Regions from separate parts of the Homo sapiens genome. Here region 2 is linked to region 1. Evidence: chromatin loops called from intact Hi-C (ENCODE). Cell type or tissue: dorsolateral prefrontal cortex. All regions are shown on one strand. Each heading gives the region's core, and the rest is flanking DNA. Links, peaks and the distances in the headings are about the cores only.

Region 1 (10,810 bases), core at 1,630-9,629:
TTTCTTGCCTTTTCTCTGTATGTACACACACAGAGAAACAAACTTTTTCCAAATTGGGCATCCAGTATACATCCTACTCAATAAGCTAAAATCTTCACTTAAAATTAGTGTGGATTTTTTAAATGTGATCAAATATTTTCATAACATCTTTTGTAATAGGTGTGTATTTTTTTAATGCATGCTATATTTGGTTTCAATGATCCCTTATTCTTGGGCAATTTGGTTGCTTTCTTGAATATGATTTATAGATGGATATTTCTATGGAAAGTTGACTTGGGGGAAAGGTGTGCTTCTTCTTCTTTTAAACACAAATTTCTTCTAAAATTGTTCGATATAATTTGATGGATGTTTAAATTGAGGTGTACTTTACAAAGGGTGAAGCGCACATATCTTAAGCGTGCAGTGTGATGAGTTTGACAAACGTGTTTTCTCCGATCAAGTCAGAGATCATTTCTATTGCCACAGGAAGTTCTCACGTGCCTTTCTAAGTCGAAGCTCAAACTCTCTACACTTGTGACTACAGGTCTGATTCTATCAACATAGTTTAGTTTTGCCTTTTCTAGAGCTTCTTATAGATTGAACCATACAATATACACTTTTTTGTATCTTGGTTTTTTTCTTTCAACATCATGTTTTTGAGATTCATCCATATCGCTTCAGGTCTCAGTAGTTTATTCTTTTTTTATTGTGGAATAGTTTTCTATTACATATATAAATACACCATAATTTGTTCATTCATTTCCTTGTTGATGGACATTTCAGTTGTTTCCAATTTTGGGATATAAAGACACTATAAATGTCCTTATATAGGCTTGTGTTTGCTTGCTTATTTTTGTTTTGTTTTATTTTTTCAAACATGTTTTAGTGGGTAAATACCTAGGATTAGAAATGCTGGGTCATAGGGTGAACGTATGTTTAGCTTCATAAGAAACTTCCAAACAGTTTTCAAAAATGGTTGTACCGTTTTACTTTGTTCTCCCACCATCAATGTATGAGAGTGCTGTTTTTTTCCAATTTATTAAAACATTGGTATTGTCAGCTTTTAAAATTTTAGCCATTTTAGAAGACAATGTGACACTTCATTGTGTTCTCTCTGCATTTCTCTGACAACCATGCTGAACACTTTTTCACATGCATATTGGCTATTCATATATCTTCTGTAAAATGGCTGCTCAAGTTCTTAGCCCATTTTAAATTGGGCAGTTGTCTTTTTTTTTCAAAAAAATTAATTTTTTTATATTTGAGGTATATAATAGGATGTTTTGATATGCATATACATACTTATCTTAAAGTGATTACTACAGACAAATTTACATATTCATCACCTTCCATAGATACCTTTTTCATGTGTTAAGGGAACCTAAAATCTACTCTTTTAGCACATTTTCAGTATACAATATTAACTATAGTCCTCATGCTGTGTGTTAGATCTCTAGACTTATTCATCCCGCGTGACTGCAACTTCATATCCTTTGAACTACATCTCCTCGTTTGCCCTCCAGGCCCCTGGTAAACAGCCTTCTGTTTTTTCAACTGTTTTTTTTTTTTTTTTTTTTTTTTTTTTTGACAGAATCTCTGTCTGAGCTCACTGCAACCTCCGCCTCCTGGGTTCAAATGATTCTTGTGCCTCAGCCTTCAGAGTAACTGGGAATACAGGCATGCGCCACCATGCCCAGCGAATTTTTGTATTTTTAGTAGAGATGAGTTTTACCATGTTGTCTAGGCTGGTGGTCTTGAACTCCTGGCCTCAAGTGATCCACCCACCTTGGCCTCCCAAAGTACTGGCATTGCAGGCGTGAGTTACCGCATCTGGCCATCTATTTATTCAACTTTTGTTTTTAAGATTCTTCATAGAAGTAAGACCATACAATTTGTCAGTCTTATTTCTGGTTTATCTATGTCTGGCTTATTTCACTTAGCATGCTATTCTCCAGGCCCATCTATATTGTCACAAATGGCAGGATTTCTCTCTTTTTAAAGGCTGAATTATATTCCATTATGTATATATACTACACTTGCTTTATTCATTCATCCGTTGATGGATACTTTAGGTTGTTTGCATAGTGTGGCTGGAATGATGCCATGCACGTGCGAGTGCAGGTGTCTTTACGAGGTGCTGCTGTCATTTCCTTTGGGTACATACTCAGCAAAGGGATTGCTGGACCATCTAGCATTTTATTTTTTTCTTTTGAGATGGAGTTTCACTCTTGTTGTCGAGGCTGGCGTGCAGTGGTGTGATCTCGGCTCACTGTAACCTCCACCTCCCGCGTTCAAGTGATTCTCCTGCCTCAGCCTCCCAAGTAGCTGGGATTACAGGTGTGTGCCATCATGGCCAGCTAATTTTGTATTTTTTTTTTTTTTTAGTAGAGATGGGGTTTCACCATGTTGGTCAGGCTGGTCTTGAACTCCTGGCCTCAGGTGATCCACCCACTTCAGCCTCCCAGAGTGCTGGGATTACAGGCATGAACCACCGTGCCTGGCCAGAACCATTTAGTATTCTATTTTCAGTATTTTGAGCAACCTTCATACTGTTTTCTGAAATGGCTGTATCAATTTACATTTCCACCAACATTGTACATGGTTTCCCTTTGTTCCACATCCTCACCAACACTTGTAATTTTTTAGTAGCCCCCCTAACTGGTGTGAGGTGATATCTCGTTGGGGTTTTGCTCTGCATTTCCCTAATGATTAGTACTTTTTCCATGTGTCTGGTGTCTATTTTTTCCTTTTATTTATAGTTGGCATGTAATAGTTGTTCATATTAATGGGATACAGAGCGATATTTCAGTACATGCCTACAATATATAATGATCCAATTGGGGCAATGAGCATATCCATCCCTTCAAACGGTTATCATTTGTTGGTGTTGTGAACACTCAAAATCCTCTCTTCTAGCTTTTTGAAAATATGCAATGTTATTATTAACCATATTCACCCTACAGTGCTGTAAAGCACCAGACCCATGGCTCCTCTGTAACTGTAATTTTGTATCCTTCTACTAATTTTTCCCTACCTTCCCTCCCCACAACACTCCTCAGCCTCTAATAACCACAGTTCTACTCTCTTTCTTTTTTTTCTTTCTTTTTGTGAGACAGGGTCTTGCTCTGTCACCCAGGCTGGAGGGCAGTGGCATGATCTTGGCTCACTGCAACCTCCGCCTCCTGGGTTCAAGTGATTCTCGTGCCTCAGCCTCCCTAGTAACTGGGATTACAGGCACCTGCCACTAGACCTGTCTAATTTTTGTATTGTTAGTGGAGACAGGATTTCGCCACGTTGGCCAGGCTGGTCTCGAACTGCTGACCTCAGGTGATCTGCCCGCCTTTTCCTCTGTAAGTGCTGGGATTACAGGTGTGAGCCACGGCACCCGGCCAATTCTATTCTCTTTCTATGAACTCATTTCTTTTAAGCTCCCAAATATGAATGAGAACGTGTGGCATTTATCTTTCTGTGTCTGACTTACTTCATTTAACATAATGTCCTCCAGACTCATCCATATTTTGCTGGCTATTTTTATATCTTCCTTAGAAAAAGGATTATTCAGGTCTTTTGCCCATTTAAAAACATTTTTTTTTTTTTTTGCTGTTGAGTTACGTGAGTTTCTTATATATTTTGGATATTAACATCTTATGAGATACATGGTTTGCTAATATATTCTTCCACTCCATTGGTGCCTGTGCATTTTGTTGATTGTACCTTTTGCTGTGCAGAAGCTTTTTAGTTTGATGTAGGCCCACGTGCTCACTTTTGCTTTTGTTGCCTGAACTCTTTGGTGGCATCGAAAAAGTTATTGGTAAGGCCGATATCAAGGGGCTTTCCCCTTATGTTTTCTTCTAGGAATTTTTTGGTTTCAGGTTTATATTTAGATCTTTAATCCCTTTTGAGTTTATTTTTGTGTGTGGTGTAAGGTAAAGATCCAGTTTTTTCCTCAAGGCCGTATTGACTTGTTACCATTGCTTTATAATAAATCTCACAATCAGAAAATGTAATTCTTCCAACTTGTTTCTTTCCCCAAGTATGTTCTAGTTATTCTAATTGTTTTTTGGCATTTTATATATATAAATTTTTTTAAGAAACTGTCAACTTCTACAAGAAAAAAAAAGCTTGCTGGGGTTTTAAAGGAGATTGTGTCAAATCTGCAGATAAACAGAATTGGTATCTTAGCAATTTTGGGTGGGTGTGCAACCTAGAAATATGGTATATGTCTCTATTTAAATCACTTAGGTCTTTCTTTTTATATTTCTCTAAGATGCATTTTACAGTTTTCCGTGTGCAGGTCTTGTGCTTATTTTGTTAAATGTATCCCTGGAATTTTTGGTTATGAATGTGATTTTAACTGCTATTGTATTTTAACCATAGTTTCAAATTTTCATTGTTAGTATATAGAATTACCATTACTATTTTTTATAGTGACCTTGTATCTTGTGATATTACACTTATTCACTCTAGTAGTTTTTTTAAAATAAGGTTTTATGAATTTTCTACATAGATATTCATGTTATTTTTGAATAAAGCCATTTCTATTATTATTATTTAATCTTTATGTGTTTTACTCCTGTCTTGCTGTATGCAGTGACTAAGCCTCCAGTACAATCATGAAAAGAAGAGATAAGAGAGGACATTCTTGCCCTGTTGTTAGTCTTACAGACAGAGTTCAGTGTTTTACTGTGAAGTATGATATTAGCAGTTGGTTTTTTGTAGATGTTCTTTATCAGACTGAGGGGAATTCCTTCTATTCCTACTTTGTTGAGAGTTGTTTGTTGTTTTGTGTTGAAAATATGTTGAATTTTGTCAAATGCTTCTCCTGCACACTCAGATCATCTGATGGCTTTTTGTTTTCAGTGTGTTGAGTGTCAAACAAATGCCATGTTCCTGGCCTGAGTTTAACTGATATATTCATATCAAGTCATGATATATTATCATTTATATATACATTTTGGGTTGATTTGGTTTACTAATGATTTGTTAGGGATTTTTGAACCTATGCTTTTTAACTATACTGGTGTCTTTGGTCAGGGATGGGTCATCTTTTTGTTTGACTTTGGTATCAGGATGATGTCAATTTCATAAACCAAACCAGAATGTGTTCCCTTCTCCCCAATTTTATGAAAGAGTTTGTGAATTATTGACATGATTTATTCTTTAATTATTTGGTAGAATTTACCAACAAGTAAATCAGTGAATCCTCTTTTATCTTCTGTTTTCTCCCTTCTTGAACCAGAATGTATATGACCCTTATCCTATGCCCTTTTCATCATCACACTTTGGAAGAAGATAACTGGCTTATTAAATTTTACAGGCTCACAGTTGGAGAAGAATCATGCCTCAGATGGATTATACATAATGCCTTGCCCATACCTTATTTAGATCATGAGATTCAGGACTTTTGAACAGATGAGGTTTGAATGAGATTTTGGATTTTGATTTGATGCTGTAATTGGTTGAGTCTTTTGGGGAACTCTAAGTGGGATAGATATATTTTACATTGGGACAGACATGTATTGTTGGGAACAAGAGGAAGATGCCCTGTGGTAGACAGAATAATGAACTCCTTGGAGATGTCCATGTCCTAATTCCTGGAGTCTGAATGTGTTGGTTTACTTGGCAAAAGGGAATTAAGATTGTCATTGGAATTTAGAATCCTAATCAGCTGACCTTAGGATAGGGATATTATCCTGAATTATCTGAGTGGTTCTATGTAATCACAAAATTCCTTAAAAGTGGAAAAGGGAGGCAGAAGAATGGGTGAGAGGGATGTGATGTGAGAAGAACTTCACCTATCCTGCAACCTTTCCACATACTCTTCCCTCAACCTGGAAGACTCCTCCTGTTCTTTACCTGGATAATTCTTACATAGCCTTCCATTCTCAACTCAAATGGTGTTACTTCAAAGATGCCTTTGCTCATTACCAAACGTATATTAGGCCCCTCTCTTACTTATTTATACTTCCTTTGTAAGCAGCGACATGGCTCTTTTGCTCACCCTGGTAAGCCTAGTGCCCAGTATATCATCTGACACACAATTGGTGGTCAACTGTTGATTCATGAGTGAATTTTATTGGTTACTGTTGATCGCCAGTGAAATAAGTGCTTAGAAACACTTATAGGCTGAATAGGAAGAATTAAACAAATGAATGACTAGATAATAGGTACGTGGGAGTCACAGGGATTGACATCTTATTTTATTCAGTTTTGCCTACATTGGCTCTTTTCTTACAAATGTCCTGATGCCTATTGAGTATATATCCATAAGGTTTCTTTGAGTTTTCTGGAAGAAATGGCTGTTGTTGATGTTGTTTTTAGCAGCTCTTTTGACTCGACCATCCTCACACCAGCGTTAGGTAATTTAGACAGATTAGAACATCAGCTTCTTCTCAGGAACCCACAGAAGTCTTGGAATGGAGACAGTCCAGAAATATACCCATGTCCACATTACTCAATCCCTAGAAATCGCTATATTTAAGCAGAATGAGCTAGTTTTTTCTAAGTGCAATTTCTACCTTGTTACTAGAGAATTGGATTTATATAGGTTGCCATCTCTTATACCAAGATACTTTCAGGGAAAGGAAAGTACAGGAGGTGTTTTAAGTGCAGTAGGAATTGTGAGTTAGAAAACATGCCTAACGTGTGGATTTCAAACAAAATTTGATTATTAATTTGATCCAAATCTTACTTTTCAGAAAGGAGAAAGATTTTAAAGACAGGGTAAGGAGATTCCTCCAAAATGCCCAAAGTAGACTTAAGCAATACAAAATTTATCACATCTACTTACCAAATTTTATAATTAATTCATCAGTTCAACAAAATTGCTAATCATCTCCTATGAACCACCCATTGTGCTAAGGGCTGTGAGGCCACCAAGACCGATATCATCAGAAGGCAGCTTGCACTTCCTGGGAGAAGGCATGCATCCCCATAGCTGAAGTCAAAGTGGCAAGTGTTCCCTGGCTGGTGGACCAGAGAGCTCCATGGGACCCAAAAGAGGGAGGGTGCAGGCCTGACTGGGAGGAAATCTGGTAGCAACGGGTTTCCGTTTCTCCTTGGATAAATCAAGAAGACTTTTCCTTCAAGGACATAGTAAGTTCAGTTTTACAAAAAATTTTATTTTTTCTTGATACATAATAGACATATACATTTTTGTTCAGTTTTGACAAGGTAAAGCACACACTTCCTCTTTCTTTTTTTTTTTTTTTTTTTTTTTTTGAGACAGAATCTCACTCTGTCACCCAGGCTGGAGTGCAGTGGCGCTATCTCGGCTCCCTGCAAACTCCGCCTCCCGGGTTCACGCCATTCTCCTGCCTCAGCCTCCCGAGTAGCTGGGACTACAGGTGCCCGCCACCATGCCTAATTTTTTTGTATATTTAGGAGAGATGAGGTTTCACCGTGTTAGCCAGGATGGTCTCTATCTCCTGACCTCGTGATCCGCCTGCCTTGGCCTCCCAAAGTGCTGGTATTACAGGCGTGAGCTACCGCGCCTGGCCAACAACTTCCTTTTTCTTTTTCACTCCTGTGATTCTGCAGCTAGAGAAAAAAAGGAGAAAGTTCAGTCAGAGAAGGATGTGGCTCCAGGTTGCCTCATGGGTGTGATTTTGAGTGGTGGGCAGTTCCTCCTACCTTCGCTTTCTCCCCGTAGCCTGAATACAGTGAGCCATAGTGTCGAGGCCTCAGGCCTCTTAATCCTCAGCTCTGTAGAGAAGGCATGGCCCATTGTTTCCATGGCAGTGCCCTGCAGGACAGTGACCTGCTCAAGTCTCGCCTACTAGGGACGACTTCCTATGAACTGATTTTTTTTTTTTTTTTTTGAGATGGAGTCTTGCTCTGTTGCCCAGGCTGGAGTGCAGTGGCGTGATCTCGGCTCACTGCAACGTCTGCCTCCTGGGTTCAAGGGATTCTCCTGCCTCAGCCTCCTGAGTAGCTGGGATTGCAGGTGCCTGTGACCATCTCCAGCTAATATTTTTTATAATTTTAGTAAAGACAGGGTTTCACCATGTTGGCCAGGCTGGTCTCGAACTCCCGACCTCAGGTGATCCGTCTGCCTCAGCTTCTGCCTGCCTTGGCCTCCCAAAGTGCTGGGATTACAGGCGTGAGCCACTGCGCCCAGTCTTTTTTTAATTTTTAATTTTTTTAATTTTTGATTTTTGTAGGTACATAGTAGGTGTATATATTTGTGGAGTACATGAAATATTTTGATACAGGCATGCAATGTGTAAGTGGGGTATCAATCACCTCAAGCATTCATCATTTATTTGTGTTACAAACATTCCACTTGTACTCCCTCAGTTATTCTAGACTGGACAATAAATTATTGCTGACTGTGGTCCCCCTGTCATGCTATCAAATACTAAATCTTATTCACTGTATCTAACCATATTTTTGTACCATTATCCATCCCCACTTCCCCACTGTCCTTCTCAGTCTCTGGTAACCATCATTCTACTCTCTATCATCATGAGTTCAATTGTTTTAATTTTTTAGCTCCCACAAATAAGTGAGAACATGCAAAGCTTTTCTTTCTGTACCTGTCTTATTTCACGTAATATCATGTCCTCCAATTCCATCCATGTTGTTGCACAAGGCAGGATCTCTTTCTTTTTCACAGCTGGATAGTGCCCCATGGTGTGTATGCAGCACATTTTCCTTATTCATTCATCCATCTGTTGATGGACAATTGGATTGCTTCCAAATCTTGACTGCCATGAATAGTGCTGCAATAAACATGGGAGTGTCGATATCTCTTAGACAAACTGATTTCCTTTTGGATGAAGTTTCAAAGCTCAGTGCAGTTTTGAGATTCTGGAAGTAAATGTCCCAACTCACACTAACAGCACTGGTTGATAGGGAGGTGGGCAGTCGGCCCCTCTTCTCAGTGTCCTCCATGTTTTCTGTAACGAGCATGCACTATAGTAAAACCTCAGCAGACTTGGTGGGACCTTAGAAGTCGTCTTATGCAGCATTTTCATTTTTCAAAAAGAAAAATGAAGGTGGGTTTCCCGTGGTGTCTTTCCCAAGGGCCCCTGACTGGCGTGTTCTCTGCCCATTCAACCCTTCCGGGAGCACCTCCACAGGCCTGAGCTAGGCTACAGGAGCCCTGACAAGTGAGAGACGGCATCTGTGCCTACTGGGAGCTGTCCAGTAGGGGTCCAGACACCCAGTCCATGAAGTGCAACTCGAGCCTTCCAGAGCAGAGACTTGTGTGAAGGACCTGCAGCAAGCTGGAGAGAATGGGGAATTCAGCCCCAGGCAGGAGGGATCTTCCCTTTGCTCGCTTCTGCCTCATTTGCTGTCTTTATGCCCAGCCTTCGATGGCTTCAGACTTCCTTCCTCCTGCCCTTTTCTTGCCGACCCCATTCCTCTTCAGAAGCAGGTAGTGAGAGATGAAAAGGGCTGTAAACAGCATTCTACGGTAATGGACGGGCAGGGAGCTCAGAGGGTGGAGGGACTGGGATGGGCAGAGACTGTTTCGTTTGATCTGCCTTTTACAGCTTCCCCCAGGATCCCACAAAGTCACTAACTTTGAAATAGTTAATGAGGGGAAAAAAAAGGCATGTTATTAAGGCAGTTTAATAAGCCTGAGCATTCAGAGGGCTGTGTTTCTAGCACTAGGAGGGCCCACATTATCTTGGATTTTGTGTTCAGTGCTCTGATAGCTAAGCATCATTCCTGAAATGAATGCTTTTGAAAGGAAAAAGTGCGCAAGGGAAAATACACCGTTGGGTTGCAGTGTTCTCCTGTTTGATGTGAATTGGGCTCTCCCTGTGCAGTGCCAGTCCCTTGCAGCAGACCAGTCCTTCTCACGCCACTCTTGGAGAGAATGCCAGGGCATATCAGAGACTTAATGCTCCCCTCATCTGCCTGACAGCTGGTTTGAGTGCTCAGCTGAGCCTCAAGCACACTTCTGTGCTCACCAGCACACAGGAGGGGCTGGCAGCTGGGAGGAAATGCTCTGTGCTGTGTCTGGAGCCTGGACATCAAGACATGTCAAGAGAGAGCCCAATATGTGCTGTGAGGCCTTAGGGATTTCTGATCAAGAGAACTGTTTGCTATTTGGGAGCACGCAGCTTGGACCACCATTCTCCTGCCTCTCCTGCTTCCCATGTGATCTGAGACACCTGCATTCACCTGACCAGTCGGTCCCAAAGCCTGAGCAACAACCCAGCTCCTCCCTGGCCGTCCAAAGCGTTCTTGGCTACACAGTGTCTTTTATGATGCCTGTTCCTTGAATTTTCTGTTGAAAATATTCGTAAATTTTCTGTTGAAAATATTCATACATTTTCTTGTTGTTAGTATTTGAAAAAACATCTCTTTAAAATGGTCATAATGCTTGAGCCCTTCAGTCAGGGCCAGCAGGTGAGAAGTTGGAAGAGTGTGTCTTGTTCTGAAGTAGTTTGTGGAGGAGAGATTTCAGGGAAAGAAGAGAGGTGGAGGAGGGAGAATCCAAGGGCGGGCTGGAGACAGAAGCTGTGGCTGGAACGTGGGCCACTCCAGAATCTGGGTGCAGGAAGGCAAGAGGGCTTCCTCAGCTCTCACCTCGCTGAGGCCAAGCCTGCTCTGGCCCTCACAAGCACACTTCATGCCCAGCTGGGATTTCAGGCCTGCTCCCAGTCCTTCTCAACTTGCTCCTCTGCTCCAGGAGAAGGCAGAGTGATGTCGCTGTGCTTCTGCGCTGGCCCCATTTCTGGGTAGCGCCACACTGAATGCTCACTGTGGTCTCACATGTCTTCTCTGAAATGGATAGGACCTTCTCCAGGGTTATTCTGACTTGTGCTTCTTTTTGCACCCCCTCTCCTAGTAATGATATGGAAGGGAAGTGCTG
Region 2 (10,810 bases), core at 1,387-9,386, 59 kb after region 1:
ACGCACCATCCCCACCAAGCCTGGAGCACATGGTGTATGTTTCCCTGGGTTGGGGGCCACTTAAAATCTAGCTCACCAAACTTCTCACCTCACTCAAATTGCCCCTCCCTTAATGCTTAGAAGAAACAGACAAATCACACAAAACATGATGGATAACATAAGTTTCTTTTATTAACAATCGAGGTAGACAGCCTTCCCAAACATCTGCCTTTGTTTTACTGTAAAATACAATTTTATTTGTACTGTATGAGTCTCAAGCAGCCCATGAAGACTCGCTTGCATTATGTTTGTTTTACTTTAGGAAAAATTAAGTCAGGAGAGAAATCCAGTATATAGTTTTAAAACTCGAATCCAATAAAGATGGAAAGAATGCCTTTCCTGGAAAACCGAGCTTTACTCTCATGTCTCCTACACTGTAAACTTCTCATATCCAGAGAGTGGAGTCCCACGTTGTCTGTTTGTCTTTAGTGCTGCACTTCTCTGTGGTTTTGCGATTTTTCTCTGGAAGTGTCTTGTTTTCCTCACTGCAGTGTGACCTTCCTGAAGGCAAAGGCTGGGACCCTTTCACCTTTGAAATTTCCATACTTAGGCAGGTGGTAGACACTCAAAAAATATTGAAAGAATATAAGGAAAAAGCAAGGCCAAGAAGGAGGGCATAAGGAAAAAAGACTGCCACAGGGGGCAGAAAATGGAAGCAAACCAACCCACTTACCCGGTTCCTAAGCATTAACGCTAATTGAGTTTTACTACATTTTCTTCAACCCTGTTGTGCCCATCAAATGGAGACACTCAATCACTAAGTCATATTCTTCCTGGAGGGTCACTTCTCTTTCCAGTAAGACATGAGCATGGCATGTTTAGGAGAGAGAGTGCCTCGACTTGCTTATTAATTGCAGCTTCTCTCCGGCTCATGGAGCTGGTTTGTGGTCTATCAAGCATGAAGAAATGGAGCTTGAAAGTTTGCCAGCAGACAACTTAGCTTTCTAAATAAAAGCTGAGGCCCTGAGAGCACTGAGGCCCATGAGTCTATTCACAGTGTGGGAGAGGGAAAGCTCTGCTATTTCCATATGCATAATATGAAAACAAGCTATATGACATTATCAACCTTTGCTTGCTTAGTAGTAAAAAGTACCTTGACTACAAGGATCCACCCTCCTCATCTATTGATCTAATCTAGAAGCATTGGCTATAATGATAGCTATATCCATGGATGGGTATCATGTTAATTGCTTTACTTCATTGAATCACTGGGAGAGTCCTGCAATATAGGTGGTGTTGTCATCTGCTTTTTAGTCATGAGGAGTCTTGAGACCAAGAGCACTTTCCTAACTTGCCCAGGACCTTACCTCATGGGGGAAGATCCAGACCTAGTATCCTTGGTGGTCTGGCTCCGAAGAACATGTCTGACCACCGAGCCACATACCCTATTTCTTTGTAAGGAGGAAGTATTTCAAACAAGAACACGTGAATTTCCCTAGAGACAGGAAAAAAGTCATGAAAATGATCTTCGGAGCTGGAGGTCATTATGCTTAGCAAACTAATGCAGGAACAGAAAACCGAATACCGCATATGCTCACTTAAAGTGGGAGCTAAATGATGAGAACACATAGATGTATAGAGGCGAACAGCAGACACTGGGGTCTACCTGGGGGTGGAGGCTGGGAGGAGGGAGAGGAGCAGAAAAAATAACTATTGGGTAGTAGGCTTAGTTAGTACCTAGGTGACAAAATCTGTACAACAAACCCCCGTGGCACAGTTGACCTATATAACAAATGTGCACATGTACCCTTGAACCTAAAATAAAAGCTTAAAATAAAAATGAAATGATCTTTGTGTATTTAGAGTACAATATGCATTTATTTGAGGAGAGCTTTTATATATATTTTTGTTAGCTTGTAAAAACTGAGCATGAACTTGATATCACCATCAGCCACTGAGATATAGACCGAGGCCTACTTACAGCGAGGGCATGTGTCTGAAGTGGTTGCCCTCTGAACTGTGGCTCTCCTGCTGGTGTTCTGGTGAGAGCTTCTTCTGGGTTCTCTCGAGGGAGGTTCCTCGTGTAGGTTATCCCTTGTGGTGACCGTTCCTAGAGTGTATCACTTGTTCTTCCACTTGTTGGGCCAGGTTTTAACTAACTGCTTTCACCTCTTTGTCAAAAGCTTCTGTCGCACACTCCAGAATCACAGATCTCAGGACGATGTGTCTGGTGCTTTCCTTCCCTGAAATTCAATAAAGAAATAAAGATTTCAAGAAACAATGTTTTTAGATATCTCAACCATTTCTCAGTGGGTGTGACTAATTCAGTTCAACTAGCATTTGTCGAGTGTCCATTCTATCAGTAATCACAGTGCCTGCATTTTTGTTCAAGCTTTCCTCATTTTAAAGCACTTTTGTAAACAGTATAGGCAAGGCTGTGTGTTGTGAAGATCAGGGATGAGAGGATGTGGCATGAAAGGGCCACCACAGGAAAGGGCTGGTTACCTCTTCTGGCTTGGAGGCTTTGTCAGGGGTGTCCTCAGAGCCTGCGGTCATTTGATGGGCTGCTTGAGGAAGATGTACTCTGCATTGGCTCAAAGGAGTAGAAGCACCAGATTTTGCACCATTGAGAAGACCTTTCTTACAACTGTTGTGTCCAGCAACAGAACGGGCTGCATATGACACTGGCAGCTCCCCAGCTAAGAAGCTGGCTAGGCTGAGTAACCAGTGTGACCGGGGAGAGGATACCAGCAGGATTCACTGTCCTTTCATTTAGCTAGGATCATGTGATCTGGGGCCAGATGACCTGAATTCTCATCTTGGCTGCACCACTGGCTCGTAGTGTGAACTTGGGAACTCACAGTCTTTCCCTCATTTGGCTGCTGAAAGGACTAAGTGGGTTAAGGCGAAGTGCTTGGAACAGTTTTTAGTAAGTCAACAATAAATGTTAGTAGTTATTTTTGTTTTGTTTTTGTTTTTTTGTTTTGTTTTGTTTTTGAGATGTAGTCTCACCTGCAGCTGGGCTGGAGTGCAGTGGCACGATCTCGGCTCACTGCAACCTCCATCTCCCGGGTTCAAGCAATACTCCTGCCTCAGCCTCCCGAGTAGTTGGGACTATAGGCAAGTGCCACCACGCCCAGCTAGTTTTTGTATGTTTAGTAGAGACGGGGTTTCACCATGTTGGCCAGGATGGTCTTGATCTCTTGATCTCGTGGCCCACCCACCTCGACCTCCCAAAGTGCTGGGATTACAGGCGTGAGCCACCACACCCGGCTCAAATGTTAGTAGTTATAAAGGACATCTTCCAACTCCTTTTGTGTTTGATTATAATGTAATATGCTACAGTGGCTAGTCGTGAATAATCATTACAGAACATTGAAGAAATATGAGTTATTAATGAAAACTTTTAAATTATCATATATTAGAGGTAATAAGGTGGGAAGAGTAGGAGATGCAAACAAGCAGAGGACACACTTCCTGGGTTCTGGGGTTCCCAGTCCTGCTGGGAAAACATGATGCATAAGATGATAACTTACAATTGCAAACAGTGCATGATAGAATGCTTCATGAGTAGTCTGGCAGTCAGTTGAGAGAGGAGATCACCAAAGCAGGCCTTGAGTTAAACACCCAGGTTTCTGTCAAATAATGGTATGTAACATACAACCCAATGTCTCATTGGCTGAAAACAACAAGCATTGATTGCTCACAGTTGGGCCTGTGGGTCAGTGACAACTCAGCTGGGCAAGGCTGCACTCGCTGCAGGCTCCTGCTGTTGGTTCAGGGCTTCTCTGTGTGGGTCTTGTCTTGAAACTCGGGCTGAGGAAGCAGCCCTTAGACGAGGTGAGTTCTCGTGGTAGGGGTGGGTGTGGGGTAGGATCATTGGCGACAGGGGATCCTCCCATGGCTCTGGCTTGGAACTGGCCTAGCCATCCCTTTCCATTGTCCAAAAACGGCCACATGGCCAAGTTGAACATCAGTAGAGCAGGGATGCCTATTCTGGGGTGAAAGTGAAGCATGGCAGAGGTGAGAGAGAAGGGAAAATTGTGAGGAAATAGTGTACAGCCTACCACAGATAGCTTTCAAACGTGCACATTAACATTCAGTAGATGCCTTGAAGGAAAGAATCACAGCGTTATTCTGCACACGATGGGCATGCAGTAGTCAGGCATGGTGGCTCACACTTGTAATCTCAGCTCTTTAGGAGGCTGAGGCTGGAGGCTCACTTGAGGCCAGGAATTTGAGACCAGCCTGGACAACATAGCAAGACGCCATTTCTACAAAATTTGAAAAATTATCTGGGTATGGTGGCACGTGCCTGTAGTCCTAGCTACTTGGAAGACTGAGGCAGGAGGATCGCTTGAGCCCAGCAGTTCAAGGCTGCAGCGAGCTATGATTGCATCACTGCCCTCCAGCTTGGGCGACAGAATGAGGTGTCTCTAAAGATAGCTAGCTAGCTAGCTAGCTAGCTAGCTAGCTAGATAGGTTCGGGTGATTTTCATATGATATTCTAAGTGAAAACCCAAATCATAGGCAATTCAGCCACAGCAAAATACCCAACAAGTTTGTAACCACAGGCCACCTGGCCCACCTGGAGATAGACTAAGATGCTGAGGAGGACGGCCCCTCCCTCCAGGGAGGAGGAGACAAACAGAAGGGCTGTAATTAGGTCAGAGCTGAGGTCTCTACCTCTCTTTCAATACATTGGAAATAGGCTGTTGCCAAATGTGGCTCTGAAGGCCTGTGGTAAATTGGGAAATCCTGAATGCACTGTAATTTCCAGGGGCTCTCTGTGTTGACTTTATGATAACACCCCCAGGAGAGGTCGGATAATACTTTGCCTTGTAGCAAACGGATTTTCTTACTGAAGTTTCTCTCTGCACTTTGGTCGCTGGAGGACATTCTCCTCATACCCATACCTCTGAAATGAAAGGTGCTGGGAACACATCCTTGTCTTCCAATTGATGGGTCTATGGCACATCCACACGCAACAGGCCGCAGAAGCTGGTGCCAGAGCCGTGGTTGGGAGAATTGCCTCGCTGGCTTCATCTCCAGTCTGGAAAGAGGAGGATGGGTGCCTTTGGGGGTGGACTAAAGTGTATAAACATCACAGTATCTATAGAGTATCTGTCATTTGACAAGTGTTCTGTTTGTGCCTCTGCATGCATCATATACGGATGCCCACCATGTCCTCTGGGTGAGGAACTACTCCCCTGTACGAGGTCTAGAGAAACTGGATATCTAGGTCAGTCTACGACCAGAGGTTGGGCTTCTTCTACTTTTTCTTCCTTTTATTTAAATCAGACTGACCTTTTTAAGAGTCTGAGAGAGTAGAATGACAGATCCCAGGAACTGGGAAGGGTAGTGGGAGGGGGAGGGGGGTGGTTAATGGGTACAAAAATACAGTTAGGTAGAATAAAGAAGATCTAGTGTTTGATAGCACAGCAGGGTACCAGCAGTCAGCAATAATTTATCATACATTTATAAATAACTAAAAGAGTATAATTGGATTGTTTGTAACACAAAGAAAGGATAAATGCTTGAGGTGATGATACCTCATTTACCCTGATGTGGTTATTATGCATTGCATGCCTGTACCCCGTAAATAAAATAAAATATTCCTTGTACCCCATAAATAAAGACCCTGCTATGTACCCATAAAATTTTTAAAAAGGAAACTGAGGTAAACTTTTGACCCCCTCTCCTGAACAATGTGTAAATGGACAAACACACACAAATTACAGACAATGTCAAAGAGTTCACTGATCTTTTAAAAACAAGATGTAGATAGAGTTGTGTTCTGACTTAAGAGCTGAAGGGTGGAATTAACTTAAAACCCCTCCAACAGCTTTTTGGAAGAAAAGGTGAGGTGCTGTGAGAACAGACTCACCTCTTTCTTTGAAAACAGTTGTGTGACTGACATAATTCACACACGCACACACACATATGCATACACACATGCACATGCGTGCACACAGGCATAAAAACACATACACAAACATACACATGCACACACATGTATGAGCACTGTGCACACTCCAAACCCACATTTATTGGACTGGCTGATTCTTAGAGTGGTTCTCACTGATCATGAGATGCCCAGCCCAGCATAACCTTCTTTTTATTGGAAGCGACAGACCACAAAGGCAGGGTTGTAGAAATTCTTATGAGGACATCTTACTTGAGAAGTTTCCAGTTCTTTCTCACTGATGCTAAGTCAGACGTGTGAAGAAAACCCTATTCAGGCATTTTGGCCAGATTCAAATAGGTCAGAGGCCCAGAAAGAGTAATTAACTTGCAGAAACTTTTTCTCAACTGAGGGGACCACATAACCTATTATCCCTTAATAAGGCCGTTTCCTCAGTGAATCATGGGAGCTTGGACAGGCTGAGGAAAAACCAAAGGGACATTTTCACTAAAGCATCATATGATCTTCCCTAATGTCTTACTACCCCAGAAATTGTGTCATCCTCTTAAAAGGGACCAAGTTAAGGCTTGATGTGCCTTTTATGCACAGTGAATATTGTTTGGCTTCAATCTTGATGAACTAGCTGTGCAAAATATATTTCGTTTCCTTGTTTTGAGTCATGTTTGATGTGGTTCCCTATCATAATTTGTATGATGATGAACAAATCACTGTGATAAAGATGGAAAATACTCCCACCTGGGAAAAATTCAGTAGAGACAAATGAGGTGAATCAAACATCCTCAAAGACTCCCCCAGGTGCTCTGGAAAGAGACTTTTGACATTTGTGCCATTGGTCATTCATGTCAAACGGGGAATAGAAGCATTATGAAAGAGGAGAACCAGGAAGAATGTCAGGAATGCTGCACTGTGCTTGGAAGGGAGACAGAGGAATCAGTGGATAGATCCCTTCATCCAACAGTCTGCTCATGTTCACAGAGTCCCTGCTCTAGCCAGTCGCTAGGCTGGTCCTAGGGACGGAGGGGCAGATAATAGTGATGTGGAGCTTTCTGTCCTGCATGGGGTCACATTAAACATATGGCGAATGGGTCTTCCTTTGCTTTGCCAAAGTGCGTTCACAGTATGCTCCTGCACATAGACCAAGTTGGGTTGAATACATATTACTTCCTCAGGAAATAGCTCCCTGAGGAGGTTATTTGTATTCATGATCTGGAGAAAGATTGAAATTACTCAGGCAAAAACAGGGTGGTGGACAAGAGGGTGGAAGGATTTCTAGGCAAAGGAAACAACATCTATGCATCTACAATGGCCCTGAGATTGGACAAAAAAAAAAAAAAAAAAAAACATGGCAGAGGTGGCAAGAGGCCAATAGGTTGGATCACAGTGATTGAAGAGAAGATGAGGGGTAGGGCTGGGGCCAGAGAGGCACAGACCCTTGTGGCCCTGGAAAGGATTTTGAAGCTGGATTGGACACAGAAGGGTTTGAGCATGGGAATTCCATAATAAGATGGTCATATTAAAAAGATCATGGAAAAATTATTGTGGACAGGATGAGAGTGTTTGCAAGAAGACAAACCAGAGCCCCAAATGGTCATGTTTTAGCCAGAGATGCCATTGACTTAGATGACTGTGTTGACCATGGGGGTGGAGAGAAATGGGCGCATGCAAGGGATATTTAAGAAGCAGAATTGATAGGACTTGGCCATTGATTGGATGCAGGGATGAGAGCTTTTGTTGGATGGCAGAAGTATGTGTCTTTGGGGAGACAAAGGGGAGATGAAAGGCCAACCGTGTTGTAGTAGTAGCCACAACGGACATCTATTATTTTCTATGTCTTCCGTATAGTGTTTAGTTGTTTATGTGCAATAACTTATAAAACCATTCTGTAGTTCATTACTTCTAAGAAAACTTCCTCCTAATCTAGGTCAGTGTCATTTATGTCTGTTCTACTTCTAAAGAAGAGGAAGAAGTGACTTTTTCAAGGCCGATGTGTAAGTGTCCACTGCATAGAAGCCCTGGACTACTGCCATGGATACAAACCCAGGACAGATAGGGCTGCACCATTGCTTTTAGGAAGTCTGTCCTTCAGTAGGAAAGATAGAACCCACAGACCTGCACACAGTGAGGGGACCACTTAAATGCAACACAATGCCAGTGACAATAAGCTTTGCAGACTTAGTGCCTACGTGCAAGGAGGAGGCATAGGCTTCCCTGTGAGAAGTGAAGAGTGAGAAAGACTTTCTGGAGGGGTGGGATGTAAGCTTGTCCCCCATCAGATAAACTTTTAATTTCACAATAGTTTTAGGCTTACAGAAAGGTTGTAAAGATAGTGCAGAGAGTTCCCATATGCCACAGAAGTCCCTTACAGTTAACCATTTGCATTACTGGGGTACATTTGTCACCAAGTCATTTTTATCAACTCAAGTCCCTTCTTTATTGGACTGCATTAGTTTTTCCATAATGTCCTTTTTCCATTCCAGAATCCCATCCAGGAGACCACGTTAACATTTAGTCATCACGTTGCTTTAGGCTCCTCTGGGCTGTGATAGTTTCTCAAACTCTCCCTGCTTTTTTTTTTTTTTTCCGGCATAGTCTTGCTCTGTCGCCCAGGCTGGAGTGCAGTGGCATGATCTTGGCTCACTGCAAGCTCCGCCTCCTGGATTCACACCATTCTCCTGTCTCAGCCTCCCAAGTAGCTGGGACTACAGGTGCCTGCCACCACACCTGGCTAATTTTTTGTATTTTTTAGTAGAGACGGTGTTTCCCCGTGTTAGCCAGGATGGTCTCGATCTCCTGACCTTGTGATCCACCCGCCTCAGCCTCCCAAAGTGCTAGGATTACAGGCACTCCCCCTGCTTTTGATGGCCTTGACAGTTTCGAAGAGTGCTGGTTATGTGCATTGCAGAATGTCTCTCAGTTTGGATTTGTCTGAGGTTTTTCTCGTGATAGAACTGGTATGATGGGGTTTTGGAAGACCACAGAGTTGAAATGCCCCTCTCAGCACATATCAAGGGTCCATACTATCAACATGTTTTATCATTGTTGATACTGACCTTGATCACCTGGTTGAGGTAGTTTGTCAGGTTTCTCCACTGTTAAGTAACTCTAATTTCCCCGTTTTCTTTTCTGTATTCTTTAGAAGGAAGTCACTCTGCCCAGCTCACACTTAAGGGATGGGGTGTGATGCTCCACCTCCCTGAGGACAGACTATTTACATAAATTATTTGGAATTTTTCTGCACGGAAGATTCTGCTTTTCTCTCATTTATTTATTTGTTAATTCAATCATTTATTTATATCAGTATGGGCTCATGGATATATATGCTATACTTTTAGTTATGTTTCAATGCTACATCATTTATTTGGTTGCTCAAATTTTTCCAGCTTTGGACCTGGGAGCCCACTCAATGGACTCCTGCTCCCTGTGACATACGCACTCATCACTGTGTGTGTTTCTCGGCACTTCCTTACTTACAGGTACTAAGAGATGCTCCAGGCCCTTCTTGCATATTTCCTGTTCCAGCCTTAGAATCAGCCATATTTCCAAGGAGCTGCAGTTTCTTTTATTAGAGAATGGTGTGAGGAACCAAGATCTGGGCATTGAATGTGTAAGCTGGGTTTTAAAGGACAGTGGACAATAGAAAGGAACAGGAATGGCATTTGGAGTAGAAAGCTTGGCATAAGCAAGTATCCTGAGAATGAAGAAAATGAATTCTATGTGGGGAAGAGCATATACCTAGATGGAAGCATTTACACTGGTGAAATAAATCTTTCAGGCTTTAGGTCCAGACTGAAGTGTAATATTATCCCATCCCCCAACCCATTTATTCATCACCTTTCTTCACAATAGCTTCACCTTTTACCCATTAGCTAATGCAAAAGTCCTGGGAGCTATTCTTTACTTCACTCTCCCTTTCCACTCATATGCAATCAGTGAAAAATATTTCTTGATTCTGCCTCCCAATAATTTTTAAACCTGTCTTCCACTGTCCAGAGCCACATCTCCTGGCCAGGTACCTTCAATGGTGGGTAAACCAGTTCCAACATCCCTGGCAGCGTCTTCTCCCTGCAGCAGCCTTGCCACCTCTGGTGGTATTCTCTACCATGATCAAGGCCATTGGGCTTCCCATTGAGTTTAAGGTGAAGCCTTCTGAGGCTGATGGGCTGGGTGTGATCTTTTCCTCACCAACCTGTCTACCTGACTCTCTGTTTTTGTAACCTGAGATCCCACAGCAAGATCTTCCATCACTCCTCAATCAAGCATTGCAGTGGGACCTTTGGAGGATGTGGCCTTTGTCCAGATGCTTTTGCCTTATCTGGCCTGGCTACCTGGTATGACTAACTTCTTTCCATTTTTGTTTTGCTGTCACTGCCTTGGGAAGACTTGTTTGCTCCATGGTCAAGTATGATCCTCAATACAGATTCTCACACCATACTAGGAGAAAATGGGCCCATATTTTCAATTTGTTGATTCTATTTAAAATTTATTCAGTAAATACTTGCTCAGCATTTAACTGTATACTAAGAGGGTGTTCAAGGCGCTAGGCATAGAGCAATGAAATGACAGAGTAAGAACCCCCTCCTCTTGGAGCTTATAGTCCGATGAGGAAGGCAGAAAACGTGTTGAGCATTCATCTGAAAATCCAAAATCTCAAAGGCTCCAAAATCAAGCTTTTTGAGTGCCAGTGTCGCAGGTAGAAAACTCCACACAGAATTACTTAACACAAACTTTGTTTTACACACAAAATATTAAACATATTTTAATATGAAGATATATATGAAACAAATGAACTTTGTGTTTAGACTTAAGTTCCTTTCCCAAAATGTCTCATTTATGTGTATGCAAATATTCCTAAATCTGAAATCGCAAGCGCTTCTGGTCCGAGGCAGTTTGGATAAGGGATACGCA

The links. Hi-C counts contacts between places; a loop is a spot of excess contacts. Peaks named below come from ENCODE experiments on the same cell type or tissue, not always from the same donor. Only the 100,000 strongest peaks of a DNase experiment are listed, where the experiment ranks them.
Region 2: it touches region 1 in a loop (2.1-fold over the local background); 2 of 110 quality-filtered maps call a loop at or near these places.

What each region holds. Positions count from the first base shown.
Region 1 is chr13:21,989,300-22,000,109 of GRCh38, forward strand. No RefSeq gene overlaps it. Among named protein-coding and RNA genes, the nearest start is that of LINC00424, 120 kb to the left of the region's middle. RefSeq lists an enhancer at 9,548-9,717. In dorsolateral prefrontal cortex, for the core only: no CTCF peak of the experiment used is centred there; no DNase peak of the experiment used is centred there; H3K27me3 peaks cover 825 bases.
Region 2 is chr13:22,048,634-22,059,443 of GRCh38, forward strand. It overlaps a transcript of LOC105370108 not described here. Among named protein-coding and RNA genes, the nearest start is that of LINC00540, 160 kb to the right of the region's middle. In dorsolateral prefrontal cortex, for the core only: no CTCF peak of the experiment used is centred there; no DNase peak of the experiment used is centred there; H3K27ac peaks cover 347 bases.